2 separate regions of the Mus musculus genome follow, and region 2 is linked to region 1. The links are chromatin loops, found by intact Hi-C in ENCODE. Cell type or tissue: left cerebral cortex. All regions are shown on one strand.

Region 1 (8,000 bases):
CATGCTGAGTTCAGGAGTCAGAATGGGAGATGCTGGGAGGCTCAGTTCCTGTTAGAGAAACTATGATGGTCCATAGCTATCATCAACCCTATGGGCTCTAAAACCACCTAGGGCGCAAGCTGCTGAGCATGCCTGTGAGGGAGTGTCTAGATTACGTTGGCTGAGGTAGAAAGACTCACCTAAGTTGGCTATGCCATTCCATAGCCTGGGGTCTGGGGCAAATAGGTAGAAAATGATCCAAGCATAGCATTCATGGCTCTCTGCTTCCTGACTGTGGATATCATGTGACCAGCCAGCATCCCGTTCATGCATCCATATCTGACTACTACCAAGTCTCCCCAGCCATGATGGAATGAGCTCCTTGAACTGAAGGCAGAATAAAATATTCTTCTCTTCAGTTGCTACTTGGTTACAGCAGTGGTACAAGTCACGGAATACAATGACTGTGCCAGTGAAATGACTGTGACTAATAGCTGTGCTCCTGTTGTGAGCTTGGCCTGCAGTGCTGTGGCTGTGGGCAAAGCAATCCCTACTGAGTAAGCTCACTGAGTGGCTATGACAATCCTTTGATGATTCTATTCCAAGTTCTTTGCTATAGGAAGCTAAGGAGTCTCCCAGGCTCCTGGGTTAGTACCTATCTGGCTGAGACGTTCCCACTACTTATAGAAAGTCTAGCATTCACATACTTGAATAGTATGGTGGTTTGTATATGCTTGGCCAGAGAGTGGCACTATTAGGAGGTGTGGTCTTATTAGAGTAGATGTGGTCTTATTGGAGAAAGTGTGTCACTCTGGGGATGGGCTCTGAGACCCTCCTCCTAGCCACGTGGGAGCCAGTCTTCTCCTGTCTGCCTCTGGATCAAGATGTAGAACTTTTGACTCCTCTAACCCCACATCTGCCTGGATGCTGCCATGGACTGAACCTTGGAACCTGTAAGCCAGCCCCAATTAAATGTTGTCCTTTATAAGAGTTCATGGTCATGATGTCTTTCACAGCAATGGAAAACCAAAACAGAAGTTGGAACCAGGAGTGGAGTATTGCTGTGATGGGCCTAACCATGCTTTTGTTTGGAAGATTGTGGATTTGGGGACTTTGGAAAGCAATGGAATGCTTCACATGGGACTTTATGGGCAATCCTAGTAGGAATATGGAAGACATTGGTGCTGAGGGTGATTTGAACTGTGCAGACCTGGCCCAAGTGGAGAAGGATTGCAGTATATGGCCTAGAAACTCTGAGTATTTTGGTGAAGAATGTGACTGCTTGTCTGAAGTGTCTACCTGAAGTTACGGTAAAGAGATTTCAATGAATTGCATTGACAAAAGAAGCCTCAGAAAAGCCCAACATAGACTTTGTCCTCTGGGTTTACTCTCATAAAGAGCTTTCTGATGAAGCATAACCAGCATAGAAAAGAAAAACACGAACTGTACCGTTCAGAGAATGAAGAGGCACCCGGAAATGGAATGAAGCCGAGTCCTATGTTCAAAGAGATAAACAGATTAGGAGAGTGGTGACCTCAGGGCAAGATCACACCCTGCTAAGCTTATTGTTTATGCTTTTGCAGTTGAACAAGGAACTTGGTTATTGTTTTCATTTGGATTTTTTTGCTTTTTGTTTTTTGTTTTTTTGTTTTGTTTTGTTTTTTAAGACAGGGTTTCTCTGTGTAGCCCTGGCTGTCCTGGAGCTCACTTTGTAGATCAGGCTGGCCTCGAACTCAGAAATCTGCCTGCCTCTGCCCCCGAGTGCTGGGATTAAAGATGTGCTCCACCATGCCCAGCTTCATTTGGACTTTTAATCTGAAATGAACTACAATCCAGAAATGGAGAGCACAGCTGTGATCCAGATCTTGAGGAATAGTGGCCATGAAAATCTTAGGGCTTGGCATGGTGGTACACATTTTTGATCCCTATAGAGAAAGGCAAGCGAATCTTTGAGTTCAAGGTCAGCCTGGTAGAGAGCAAGTTCAAAGTAGATAAAAGCTTAGGTCCAATCGTGATGGTATACTCCTTTAATCCCAGAACTCAAGGCACGAATCCCAGAACAAAGGCATGCAGATCTCTGAGTTTAAAGTCAATCTACAGAGTAAGTTCCAGGACAGCCAAGCTTAGGCAGTGAGGAAGTTGGAAGAGAGCAAGCTGGTGATAATGTAATAGAACAAAGAGGCCATGTTCCAGCTCCAGTAAGCAACAGAACTCAGCAGTGTAGACAATGTGGCTCTGGCTTTAAAGTCAAGAATAGAAGGGACTACTGGGCCAAGTGATGCTTGTTAGCTGGAACTAAGAACTTAGCAATGATTAAGAAGAGAACAGAATCCCTAGAGTGAAATCTAGGAAGTGTTTTCTGAGAGCCCTAAAAAGCTGTGTTCCAGAGATAGCCAAGGTTGTACCTCGTGTTGCAGCTGGACTTGATAATGTATAAGAATCACCCAGGTGGTACTGGCTTTGACGGCATGAAGGTGTCATGGAGAGCAGCTGAGGCTTGGTACTGTGAGAGGCCATGGAAAGGTCATTGGAGAAGCAGCCTCAGTTGCAGTTGAAGGTCAAGGACTGAAGGGGTCATGCAAAGAAGCTGAGGCTTGGTACCATAAAGGGAACCTATGAGAGGCAACCTAGTTGCAGTGAAAAACCCCAGCCTATTGAAGATGCCAGTATCATGGGAGGACCACCAGGAACAGCAGCAGCATTGGAGTGGAGTCAGCCAGAGCCTAGAGTGCTTCAGAGGGCAGAGCTGGAGAAGTGACCCAAGCCCCTTTGAGACGCCCAGAAGATTGTGTGTGGATGGAACATATTGGAGCAAGAAGCTGTAAAGTTGAAGGGACTTTGGAGACTCCAAGATGCTAGAGATACTACAGCCATGAGATCTCTGCTGAGAAAAGATGCTAGTGAAAGCAGTCCAGTAAAAGAAGTTTGTTGTAGTCAGCGAAGTTGAAAGGAGTTGAATATCTGAAGAATGCTTTGACATCAGACATGGAGATGCAGGGGTTTGAGTTTGCCCAGCTAGATTTGGGTCTTGTTTGGTTTATATTTCCTCACGATGACGTTTTGGAATGGTAATGTATATCCTGTGATGTTTAAGATATGTGATCTGCTTTTTGATTTTGACGTTAGAGTTGATTACACTTAAGTGATTCAGTGACTCTCAGAAAGGACTGAGCTTTTAGCACTGCTTATAGATTATAGATTATAGGGACTTTTGAGGTTGAACTAAATGTTCTTTGCCTTGTGCTGTGTTTGAGTATGGCCTCCATAGACTCCTGTGTTTGAACAAGCCTATGGGCACCAGGGAGTGGAATGTGGTGATTTGTACATGCTTAGCCGAGGGAGTAGCACTTGACGATAATAGACTGAACCTCTGAACCTGTAAGCCAGCCCCAGTTAAATGTTGTCCTTATAAGAATTGCCTGGGTCATGGTGTCTGTTCACAGCAATGGAAACCCTAACTAAGACGAATAGTAATTAGAGGGCAGGTATGTGGGGGCAGGAAAGGGCCTATGGTGGGCCCAGGTGTGGAGCTTGGAGAGTGTGAACTGGAGTTTCAAGGGGGAAAAGCCACAGCAATGCTAGCGAGGTAACCCTATCGGATCACTGATCAATGAGACGTTCTGTAATGTGGAGAGCTGGAAGGTAACCAGTCCAAACCAAACTATCTTGGGTTATCTTTAGCATCTTTAATGTCATTCATTATTTATGTAGTATGGAAACAAACTACTGGCTTAGGATAGGAGTGCCATGAGATTACACAAGTAACCTATAACAGCTTCCCACATTTGGTAAGACCCACCTGTCTGATGCTCCCACCAATGTATTCTAAAAGTTCTTGATTTATAACTTTCTTTGTTCTGTTGCAATAGGAATTTGATAAAACTGTTACCACATCGGGGCACAGTATTTGTGGCAACATGAATCTGTGTTCTTGGACTGTAGTCACTTACATTTAGGTCCAAAATAAGTTCTTTCTTATTCTCTTTGAGGTGGGAGCTAGGAAAGACAACTTCATGTGGTTTGGAAGTGTTCCTTCTTCCTCTTGTCTTCTTTCCCAATCACTCAGTCTTGAAGCCATCAATTAGGACCATGGCAGAAAGACAACAGTGTTAGTAAGAGCCTGGTGTGGGAACCAGAGCCCCCAACATACTGATCAGAGCTTTGGGCTTCATGTTCCATCCCCAGATAAATAAGGATCTTTAAGATACACTTACCTGAAATTTAAAGGAAATGAGTAAGACAGAGTTAGGGATACTGCTTCCACCATGACATCAAAGGATGCCCTCTCTGAGGCTGTAATGTTGAACCTGATTCTTGGGAGGAACAGAGAGGCTCCGTGAGGTGAGGTGGAGACAATTAGAGTGTATCCAGGTCAGGGTTTTGGCATGTTTGAAAAAGATGCTGCCCTGCCATGAGCTCTTCTGGAGCTGGTAAGTTACAGAAATGGGAGGGAGACATTTATAAGGACAAAGATAAGATCAGAAGGTGCACGATAGGTTCAGGCTGCCTGGGATGTAGAACAGTGCATGTAAGACCTGTGTGTGAGGGGAGAAACAGTGCCAGCACAGCTTGATGCTGGCACTACACTGTGGGAGAGGCACAATGCCAGTATCAGTTCATAGTCAAAGCATGTGGTCTGAGCATGGTTCCTGTGTAATCATGGGTGGCTAACCTGCCGCTCCAAGTCTTTGTCTCTGCTTGTCAAAGGAAGAGCGAAATTTTCTATTGTCTATATGAATAAATAATTACAGAGAGTTATTATACAGCTTTGTTTAAAGGTTAGGTCAAGAACACAAGTTTATTCTTGGGGGATAGTCTCTGAAATGTGTTCTTTCCAGTGGGTTTTTCTCCCTCTCTTTTTTGGGGGTCGTATCGGGGGTAGGTTTGGTACTGTTCCTGGCTGAAGCAGAGCAGTTTCTAGGATGAGACTGTAGGTGGCGCAGTTAGACTTTTCTCAGGTTGCAGCCATAAAAGCAAGCGCGTCCACATTTCATGTCTAGACAGAGGACGTGAATGGAATCATAAAACCTTCAGACTGGAGGGTTCCGGAAAGGTCATCTACTCCCTCTCTTGTCTTTAGAAAACCCGACTCCTAAATCAGCTCTCTGCTGCGATCCTTTCAAAGGCTGTTAAAGCTCCCCTGTTCCATGCTTGGCTCATTGACAACAGGCAAACCCACAGAACAACAAATCCCCAAATAAAATCCAACATGCATGTGTGCGCACATTTCGTGGGGACAAGATTGCACCAGTGGGGCTGTAGGACACCAGAATGGCTTTCTCCATAGTCATGGTTGAGTGAAGGATGTCTTTGCTTGGCAAGGAAAATTCTGTTTATCTGAGATGGAGTCTTCCCGATGAGCTCTGGGCAGAGGCAGGGAACATGGACTCCACCGGGCAAGTAACATTCTAAACAGCAGGATTAAGAGCCAGGAGTGAGAGATTAAGAAAATGTCTTCAAGAGCTTCAGAGAGACCCAGGAGGTTTGCAGAAAAACTGGTCTCAATTCTAGAAGGTTAAATGTCTCCATATCTAATTTTGATTTTCCAATACAAATTAACTTACTTTGCTCTTTCTTTCCTTGTGGCTCTAGGGACAGAACCCAGGGACTCACATATGTTAGGCAAGTGCTAAATCTAAGAATTAATGATGCCATATTTAGAAATACAGTAAACATCTTTTTGGATGACGGGAAACTCTTTTCATGATCACCTATCAACCTTAATTCAGGCTTTAGAGTATGCATGTGGCTTCCCAGGAAACCTGAAGGAAAACAAAATATCTAGGAGTTGCCTGAATCAGATGGTAGATATGTGATTTGGTTTGTTTGCTCGTTTGGTTGGTTGGTTGGTTAATTGCTCATCCTGAGTCTTACTGCAGTGTCTCAGCACAGCTGTCTTTGTGAGTTGCAGCTTCTTCCTCCAGGATCTTATAAATTTGCCTAACAGCAGTGAAGGAACAGGTCAGTTTGGAAACAATAGTTAATTAGCAGATAGGAGAGCCCAGGTCCACCCCCACACAGGTCTCAAACACTTAAGCCAGGATAAGAGACTGTCAGTTAGATTCATTCTTTAGCTGAAATCATTTTGCCAACCTAAATATTTATCAAGTGCTGAGCTAGAAGATGGAATCAAGCAGTAAAGACTACATTAAAAGCATATTCAATATTTTAGTAAGTGATATACCGAAGTGCTGTTGGGTCATAGGTCAGCAGGATCTAACACAGCCCGTAGAATGCTCTCCCCAAGGCTCACACAGCTAATACTAAGGGAATGAAGGTGGCAGGCAAGAGGGGTCATCAGCAGAGAGGGAGCAAGACAGAGGGAAGGTCGGAGTTTGAAGTGAGTATAGAACCCTGAAGATACTGAGGGTGATTCAGCTTGGCTGAGTGGCCAAGTTTTGGAAGGCTGGAAAGGAAGGGAGGCTGGAGAACAAGGTGAGGCTGGATTCCAAAGGACTTGGTGGGCTCTGGAAAGAGGTAGTTTTATCGTAGAAAAGGATCATGGGAAGACACTGAAAAGGGTATCTGGGCAGGTGATCAGACTAGATGAAGATATGAGGCTGGGGATACAGATTTGAGAGTAGCAATATGTGGCCATAACCCAGGTAGTGAGCAGAGCTGGGGGACAGGGCCAGGGCCAGCATCTTCAGCAGTCCCTAAGGCCAGGGCCAGCATCTTCAGCAGTCCCTAAGGCCAGGGCCAGCATCTCCAGCAGTCCCTAAGGGCCAAGCAGAAGAAGACTCTATGGTGAATGATGCCAAGATGTAGTCAGAGATGTGAGGAGACAGCGGGATACAGAGCCGAGTGTTAGTAGGGATTAGGTTCAGACAGGATGTGGTGGGAGAACCTCAGAGGATGTTAGTGCCCTGATGGTGGGCTGGGGAGAACAGCTCAGAGACTCGGCCTGAGACATCTTGTCAGCTGAAGACTGAGAGCAATCTCTGAAGAAGGCGTTGGCTGTGGAAGAGAGGAGAAGTGGCTTTCTGATGCCAGGGGAGGCTGGGAGAGAAGTGTGGCCATGTGTGTCTACACCAGCAAGGGTCTGAGAGCCAGCCCATGGTAACTTTCATTTTCTGTGTGAGCATCACAGGTTCTGGGCGGAGCCTTCTCTGCATTAGTCGAGGGACAGCTTGAAACCCTTATTGAAGTGGGTTATTTTAAATAGTATATATGCTGTAGTGTGAGGACTAGAAAATTCCGAAAATGATACTCAGTTTTTGAAATTCAAATATAATTACATCGGTTACCCCCTTTCTTTTTCTTTTCTCCAACACACCCACTCCCCCCAAATGTTATACTTTTGAAACCAATCTTGGCAAACTGAATTCGTGGTTTCGGCAGGATGATATAATTGTATACCTCTCACTGTGAAAGATCCACTCCTGACAGATGATGGCGAGTGTGTTAAAGGTAAGAGTTCAAGTGAAACTGCACATCTTACTCTAATAAACATTTTATGATCAAACCTAATGGTGAGGTGAATTGAAACAAGACCTATTTTTTTTTCTAAAAAAAAAAATCTGAACACTTGAACATAACCACTAATTGCAGAGGAATGATATGAAAATCAGAAAGCCCAATAAACTTTATAGATCCGGATGATAATTAACACAATAACCTGAACTTAATTAGATACTTGTATTAAATGCTGGCAATAAGCGACATGGCTTTCCTCGGAACCCACTTTAAGTGTATACTAAACATCACAGCGTGGTTCAATAAGGACAGACACAAATAGAGCTAATGACGTTTAGAGAAATGGAGCAAGATAAATAAATCACGCAGAATTCATGTGGAGCCTATGGTGGGGGAGGGGAGGACACTGGCAAGCACGCCCTTTCTCCAGTCTCAGCCTCAGCGCAGGATCCAGTGAAACCTGCAGAACTAATGATGCAGGCAGCAGCATCCTCTCCTGTGGAATTGCTTCAGAGAGGAGGAGCCCTTGTCCCCTGAAGAAGGGCCCCTAACGCACCAGGAAGCCTCCTCCAAGGCAGGAGCTAGAGTTCTGCTCACAACAGCTC
Region 2 (8,000 bases), 190 kb after region 1:
GAAGCAGGAGCTGATGCAGAGGCCATGGAGGGATGTTCTTTACTGGCTTGCTTCCCCTAGCTTGCTCAGCCTGCTCTCTTATAGAACCCAAGATTGCCAGCCCAGAGATGGTCCCACCCACAAGGGGCCTTTCCCCCTTGATCACTAATTGAGAAAATACCCCACAGCTGGATCTCATGGAGGCACTTCCCCAACTGAAACTCCTTTCTCTGTGATAACCCCAGCCTGTGTCAAGTTGACACATAAAACCAGCCAGTACAAGGCTTTAATGTAATACTTTTTAAAATTTATTTCCTCTGTGTCCATTCTTCTCTATCTCTTTTTGCATCTCCTTTTGCGTTATTTAGATTTTTGTTTTTTGACAGTACTGAGCGTTGAACCCAATGCCTTGTACATTCTTGTTGGGTGCTCTACCCTTAAGCTCCCTCCTTAGCCACCAGATATATTAGACTCTGTCTTTGTGTATTTCTCTCCTCTTTTCTTTTCTTTCATTGGGTTCTCTGAGGATTAGAGCATGCATATCTAGTCTTTCATAGTCTTCACTTGTATATAAAATACAGAACATTTGTATCATATGGGTCTGTGTTCTCTCCCTGACCTTTCTGCTCTTGTTGTATCTTGTCTACATACTTAGAAAACACTCATTTATTTTTGCTTAAATTCTAATACTGATTTTAAATAATAGTAAATAAACAGTTTTGAATCCCCCCCACCCCAGGTTTGCCATTTCTCCTGTTTGTCTCTGGTTCCTGATGATCCCTGGGTAGATGACCTTAAGCATTTCCTGCAGAGCCACTGCCTGTGAGGGCCCTCTGGCCACTTGGCTCCCTTGGCTTTCCTTTGTTTGAGAACCCTCCATTTCTCCTTGATTCCCAGGCATTGTGCTTCTTCTGTTGCTGAAATCTCGGTGTGTGGTCATCTGGGTTAAAAGGACTTTGGATAAGTTTTTTTGGGGCTCTGTTTCCCCAGGTTCACGTGAACAACCTGTGGTGGCTACTTCAGTTATGTCATCTGCACACGTAGTGGCCCATTTTTATAGAAGCAAATTTGTTCACGTGTGTGTATTACATCAATTCTCTTTAGGTTCTATCAAGATCCCTCATTCAAATGCAGCTTGGGGCTTAGGTAGAGAGGTACATTCCATTTAAGGGATTTAAGGGATACATGCTCTGGGATTCCTCCCATACTTCCCCAGCCTGCAAGGGCTCATTTGCCAGTTCCTTTTGTAGAAAGAGTTTCTGTGGAAGTTTGAGCTCCCTGGCTGGAGCTGAGGCGCTCCATCAAGGCCTTCCCTTGAGGCACCTCTGTATCAGAAAACTGTGTGGGTCGCTTCTCGAGGCACCAAGTCCCCTCGTACAGCCCTCAGAGAGCTGACTTTGTTGTAGTAGAACAGCAGCTCTGGTTGCTTGGTTTTTTATTTTGCGGCATGCGGATGAAGCCTAAGACTTCAGGCATGTTAGGCAAGTGAAGAGTGCTCTCCGGCTGAGGTAGCCTATACTCTGGAGTGTGAGAACTTAGCTTTCTCCAACTCCAGGATTGTGAAAGAGAGGATGGACAAGAACCTGTTCTGAGAACTGGAAGCTGTCCTTGGGGTGGTGTGTGTTGGGGGAGGGGGAGGGCACCATTCCTACGTTTATCTCTACAGCAGCTCATCACCTCTGGCTTGTTTTCCTTAATCAGGCTCTTCCCGGACCTCATTACTATACTTGGGGTGACCATGGAGGCATCATCATGGCGATTGCCCAGGGCATGGAGACCAACGAGCTGAAGTAAGTGCTTCTGGTTACCTCCCCTCTTCCTCCTCCTTCTCTTCTTCTTAAAAGAGATCTTTTCTACCCTTCTCTCTCTACTTCTTCCTTTAAAAAAACAAAAACAAAAACAAAAACCCAAGGTCTCTCACTGTGTAGCCCATGCTGTCTTGAAACTTAACAGTGTAGCTCCAATTGGTGTAGAATTTGCCAATCCCGCCGGGCAGTGTTGGCGCGTGCCTTTAATCCCAGCACTTGGGAGGCAGAGGCAGGCAGATTTCTGAGTTCGAGGCCAGCCTGGTCTATGGAGTGAGTTCCAGGACAGCCAGGGCTACACAGAGAAACCCTGTCTCGAAAAACAAAGAAAAAACAACAAAAGAATTTGCCAATCCCCCTGCCTCAGCCTCCCAAGTACTAAGATTACAGGCATCAGTTGCTGTGCCTGGCTTATTTCTCTTCTTTGGACATCAACCTGTCCTCTCACACTGGTGTCGTCTGTGGTGACCTTTGGATGCTTCTGGAGCGCTACGTTCAGGTCAGAGAGCTGAGACCTCTGGAAATCACTTAAGCTTGTTATGTCTGTGACATAACTATTTCCTTCTGTTTTAGAGGGCATTGGGAGAAACAAACAAGTGAACTAATATTTATTTCTTTGAATAAAAACTATCATCTTTCTTTTAATTACTCGTTCAAGGTTAACATATAAAGAAACTCATTATGGTAATTTTATTTACTTTTTAGCATATATGACATTATTATTATTATTATTACTCAGCTATCCACGTCCTACTGCCCTGCCTGCTGTCCCCTTCTCCATCCTTCCTGCTTCTCTTCCTTCCCCAAGACAATTCCTCCTGCTTCCTTATCACATGTAACTAGAGAGTTTTGAACATGTCTTTGCTTTTAAAAGTGTTGTTTCCAAAGGTTTGTGCATAAGACAACTAATAGTTAAAATGACAAAAATTAACGACAGGCAAATAGTGGTTGTAGAATGCACACCACTTGCCAGGTGACTTCTGCTGTGCTAAATTTAGTCTTAGGGGTTGTCCTAGATGGAACTGGAAGAGATGCTAGGGTTAAATGCTTCATCTTACAAACGGAGAAGCTGAGGCTCAGGAAGAAGTAACCATCAGCTTGTAGAGTCATTTTTGAGAGTTAGTCTTGGATTATGTCTAAGAAAAAACAAACAAACAAACAAACAAAACCAAAGTGTTGGGAGTTTGTAGATTTTCTCCCCTCGAGGTTTGATTTTATCCAGCATAATTTCTTGGCTTCCCTTCACGAAGCTATCGAACCAGAGTTACCGATGGAAAAGACAGACTGACCCTCATCTCTGTTCGTGTTAGGCTTGAACCCTTTAGCTGGGTGATCGCGGGAGGCAGAGAGGGCTTCTGTAATCACACTGTGTGGTGGGAAGAAGCAGGCTTCCCCTACTTTTGCTCCCATTAGAACTGGCCGGGGGCAAGACGTGGGTGCTTTGAAAAGGGGATTTTAACAGCTGGTTTCCCACTTTGCTTAACTGGGCATGTACTGAGCCTTGAAGAGGTAGAGAGGCAAAGGTCTGGTCTTGGCTTTCCACTTGGCTGCTCTTGGCCTTGGGTGGCATGGGGCAGCTGCTTCCCCAGAGCCTAGAGGCAGGGGAGGTTGTGTCTGTAGATGACACCCGCATCCCTGTTCAGATTAGCTTTTGCTCAGAGGATAATATTCACAGAGCCTGCTTCCCCCGGATCTGCTGGTGTTTGCTTGTCTAGTCATTTAACTTACACCACACACACTGAGCAAGTGGTACTTATGCCAGGTACTGTGGGTCTAAAGATGAATAGGATGCTCTGGTCGCCTCCTACCCCCACGAGAGCTTCACCCTCTGGCTGTAAGGTAGGTGAGGAGGTAATTGTGGTGGTTAGTAAACTGCTATGTGAGGAAAGCATATAGGATCCGGGGCTTGGTGTCCTGGGCATAGATTTCATTCTTTGGATAGTTTTAGTTTTCAGATTTGGGAGTCGGTTCTCAATTTTCCTTGTTTAACGTCTCCACAGATTACATTAGCATTCCAAGCTGGCTCCTCTGAAGGAGCGCGTGTGATTTTAGTCCTCTTACACCATCTGTCGGTGCATATGTGCCCAGGGAACTCAGCATCATTCTTCGCTAGCTGTAGCAAAACACGGCCAGGAAAATAAACCTGCTGACGGAAAACCATAATGCCTTCCCTGGGCATTTCATAATGGCTTTGGGGGGTCTGCGGTGGACCTCGTGGGCATGGTGGTGCTCTTCTATGGGCACGGGCTATTTGGAAGTGTCTGCAACACATAGTTCAAGTAAATACAGACTGGCCTCCTTTTGACAGGTACATGTGTCCTAGGAACCAGCTCAGACTTGGCAGGGTTCCATACAGCCACCTGGCGTTTACCAAGTGTGTTGTTCTCAGAGGTGTTTGCTCCTCCTTCCGCTGTTCTAAAAGGCAGAGGAGGAGAGTGGAGGTAGTCCACAGTCTCCAAAGACAAACAGCCATTCCCTGTGCCTTGTAGACTCCAGTGAGGCCATGTGCTAGGCTTTTTGATGGTTGTGAGAAATACACCAAAGAAACAGGGCAAAGCTGGGAGAGTCCGTTTTGAGTTCACAGTGTCGCAGGATTCAGTCCCGCTTGGCTGCTCCATGGCCTTCGGGAAGCTGGGCGGCATTAGCTTGTCAGGGAGCACGTGGCTGAGCAGAGCTACTCAGCAGGGTAGGCCTGCTGACTAGGTGTAGCCTTTCAGGGCGTGCCCTCTACAACCTCTTTCCTGTAACTAAGCCCTACCCACTACTCTCCAACACCTCCCCATAATGTCACCATGGTATGAGCCTATCAGGGGATTAAAGTCAGAGCCCTCATGATATGGCCACCTCTCAGAGACGGGCTCCACCATGAGAGCACAAAGCCTTTCCAGCCATGTTGACAAAACTGGCTTCAGGCTCTGGGCCTCTGACCTCCCTGACCATAGCAACCTCTCTGTCCTTTGAGCCTCAGAATTTTGGGGGGTATCCTATTCATTTAGATTGATTGTGTTCAGACTTCATGTTTTAACTCCATTTCATTCTATGCCTGGATTCTTCAACTCATTAGCAAGGCTTTTGTAGACCCGCATTCCTGTTCTATACAAGTTAGCAGGCACTTAGCAAATATTTGATCTATCAATAAATAGGTCACGCATACTTGGGCATCTGAGATTGCTTTTTTCTTTCTTTCATTTTTTTTTAAACATCCATTTAAAAAGGGGGAAGGGATCTGGGTAGGGTGCTATTTACACAGCTCCAAGGGAGACCGCTGCTGTTGTGTTCTGTGTAAATGACAACCCCTGAGCAGTGGGGGCTTCCTGAATGTGTGCAGCCAGGCAGCCAGAGAGAAGATCTGATCCACCCTCCGTATCTTCCATACGAGGACGTAATATAATTTGTGGGAGTTAGCGCCCACACTGGAACATGAGCAGATTTCTGCTAGGAATCATTTCAGGTCAATTGCACAAACATTTGTTGAACAACTACAGTGAACCAGATGTTGTGCTAGACACCAGTGATGGAGAGGCGAGTGGGGCCTGGTTCAGGATCTGCCTGTGCCCATGGGAACGCTAGGGCGTCGGAGCCAGTTGGAGAGAGAGTGGGAGAAGGAAGGACAGGAGGTTCTGCGTATCTGAAGATGAATAGAATGTGGTCCCTCACCTTTAAGCATTTTGCTTTTTATTTGTAATGTAGGCAAAGAGAGCCAAATAGAGCAGAGTCTTTTGTTTTAATCAGAGGCCTGAGGTTGGGGTATTTGTTTCCCCCACTCCTTGGCGGTTTATTTACTATTTCATGGCATTCATTCTCTGATTAGTACAGCAGCTAAGATCCCTCTGTTTGCCTTCTCCATTGAGACTTTATCATCGGTGTTAAGTAAAACAGAGCAGGAAGGGTAAAGCTTTGCTTTGCTTTGGTTTGCCTTTGCGTCCACTTGTCTGAAGTGTGCAAACAAGAGCCCAAGGGGCTAGGGATTTGCTTTTGCATCCATTCAGCATGCTTGACCAGGAACCTGCCTGGAGGATACCAAGGGGTGGTGTTCATTCTTACGGGTACACAGCGTGCTGCAGAGAAGGGGCCTGACCAGCAAGGAAGGATCCAAGCCGGTTTGTGAGCTGGATCCCGAGGGCCGAGATCAATTTCCGTCTCTTCTTGGCAGTTCGCCTGTCAGTGTGATGAAATGTTGATAGTTACTAACACTTTGGACTTGCCCCAAAGCATCATTTCTGTGAGGAGATCTCCAATTTCACAGGGCTTCCCTCTGGGAATCCCTCAAACTCCTTCAGAGGCCACACACCGCAGCATAGCTGTAGTTATCTTTTCTAGGCGCAGCCTCGTGGTTCCAGAGTATAGGAAACTGCAGTGGATCCTTCCATAGCTTCTACACTCGTGGCTACAGCATCACAGTGAGGCAGCTGCAGAGAGCCATCCCCAACCCAGTCTCACCCTGGGTGGCTTCCTCTGCTCCTGGAGGCAGAAGCAACAGATGTCCTTATCACCTTTTAACTGTTACAGAGACAGTGCAGGGTTTTTTCTTTTTCTTTCCTCCTCCTCCTCCTCCTCCTCCTTCTTTTTTTAAGAGAAACTCAGTGTGGGTTGTTTAATTTCCTGCAGCAAATGTTGATTATTCTGCTTTCAGGTGGTAGAAGAGGTGTGAGGTGCTGGGACAGGGAAATGGGTGGAGATTTTATTATGGATGAGCTGCAGTGTAGAAGACACTCATGGATCTGGTCTTGTAAATACAGCAGAGTAGGGTGTGAGGTCTAGTACAGGGCCTAGTCTGAGCTGGTCTAAGGCAGTGCCAACTGCAGGGTTGGGAAAGGCTTTTCAAAGGAGGTGAAACATGAGGTGAAATTAAAAAGTTGATGTACAGTGCCAGGGTTAGAAAGAGCTCATGGGGCTAGAGAGATGACTCTGTACAGTGCCAGGGTTAGGAAGAGCTCATGGGGCTAGAGAGATGACTCAGTACTTCAGAGAGCTTTTTGTGCTTCCGGAAGACCTGAGTTTAGTTAACAGCATTGCCACCAGGCGCTCACCACTGCCTGTAACCGCAGCTCCAGGGTATCCGATGCCTTCTTCTAGCTTTGGCTGGAGATATGGGGTTGGGGGGGTTGGAGGATAGAGGGGTGGGTGGAGGAGTGGTACCCTTGCATGCTTGGCATACACTCTCACATACACCTACAAAAAGAGACAGAGCTTGAGCTAAGGTGGCAGTGTGACTCTGTGGTCCCTGAGGCCTTCACACATGAATAAAATATGAATGGAATTGAGAGAAGCAGTGGTGAGAAATGAGGCTTGAGGTGGCATTAGACAAGCACCATGGGCCTTTTCCTGACTCTCACTGGAGAGATTTGGTTGTTGTTGTTTTGTTGTTGTTTGTGTTTAAATAAAGTTATTTTTTGTTCTTTGACAATTTCATATATGTGTGTCATGAAGTTTGGCCATTCTTACCACCCTTACACTCACACTCCACCTCCCATTCACATTAAGCTCTTCTTCAACAGATAGTTCTCCTATTGATAGCTAGTTTGCTTGCTTGCTTGCTTGCTTGCTTGCTTGCTTGCTTGCTTTTTTTCTTTCTTTCTTTCTTTCTTTCTTTCTTTCTTTCTTTCTTTCTTTCTTTCTTTCTTTCTTTCTTTCTTTCTTTCTTTCTTTCTTTCTTTCTTTCTTTCTTCCTTCCTTCCTTCCTTCCTTCCTTCCTTCCTTCCTTCCTTTCTTTCCTTTTTTTTTTTTCCTGAGTTCAATTAAGGTTGATATATGACCACGGTTGTGGGACTATTTCTTGCAGCATGGGCAACTTACTAGTGGTGCTATCACTGAAGACAAAATCAACACTCCCTTCTTCAAGCTACCAATTAGCTGCCAATAGCTATTTTCAGAGGGGCGGGGTCCCTCTAGTCCCACCCTCACTTGTGATTGAGACATTGACTGGCCCAGTCTTATGAATGTAACCACAGCAGCTGGGAGTTCATAAGAGAAATGGCCGTGTATATCCAGAAGATAGCATTGCACAGCAGTCACCGCCACCTCTAGCTCCTACCCTCTGTCACTCACTTCTTTGCTATTGTTCCCTGGGCCTTAGAGCAGTGATGTAGATCTTGGGGAGTTGGACACTCTCAGCACTTGGCAACTTGTTAGTCATTGTATTGATTGTTGCAAAGAGAAGTTTTCTGGCCAAGGCTGAGAGCAGCTCTCACTTATGGATATAGACATCGATATTTA

The links. Peaks named below come from ENCODE experiments on the same cell type or tissue, not always from the same donor. Only the 100,000 strongest peaks of a DNase experiment are listed, where the experiment ranks them.
Region 2: a loop joins it to region 1, with 8 times the contacts of the local background. A loop is called at or near these places in 6 of 42 quality-filtered maps.

Annotation. Positions count from the first base shown.
Region 1 is chr9:42,237,830-42,245,829 of GRCm38, reverse strand. Gm40515 (a long non-coding RNA gene) reads left to right here and starts at 4,202. Exons shown (of 2, transcript XR_870673.1): 1 at 4,202-4,409. In left cerebral cortex, CTCF peaks have their summits at 4,707 and 4,910; DNase peaks (open chromatin) are centred at 4,952 and 7,090; H3K27ac peaks cover 296 bases.
Region 2 is chr9:42,051,040-42,059,039 of GRCm38, reverse strand. It overlaps Sorl1 (sortilin-related receptor, LDLR class A repeats-containing), which reads left to right. Exons shown (of 48, transcript NM_011436.4): 12 at 1,681-1,769. Among named protein-coding and RNA genes, the nearest start is that of Gm16214, 32 kb to the right of the region's middle. In left cerebral cortex, a CTCF peak has its summit at 3,870; DNase peaks (open chromatin) are centred at 3,839, 4,100, 5,231, 6,036 and 1 more place; H3K27ac peaks cover 2,226 bases.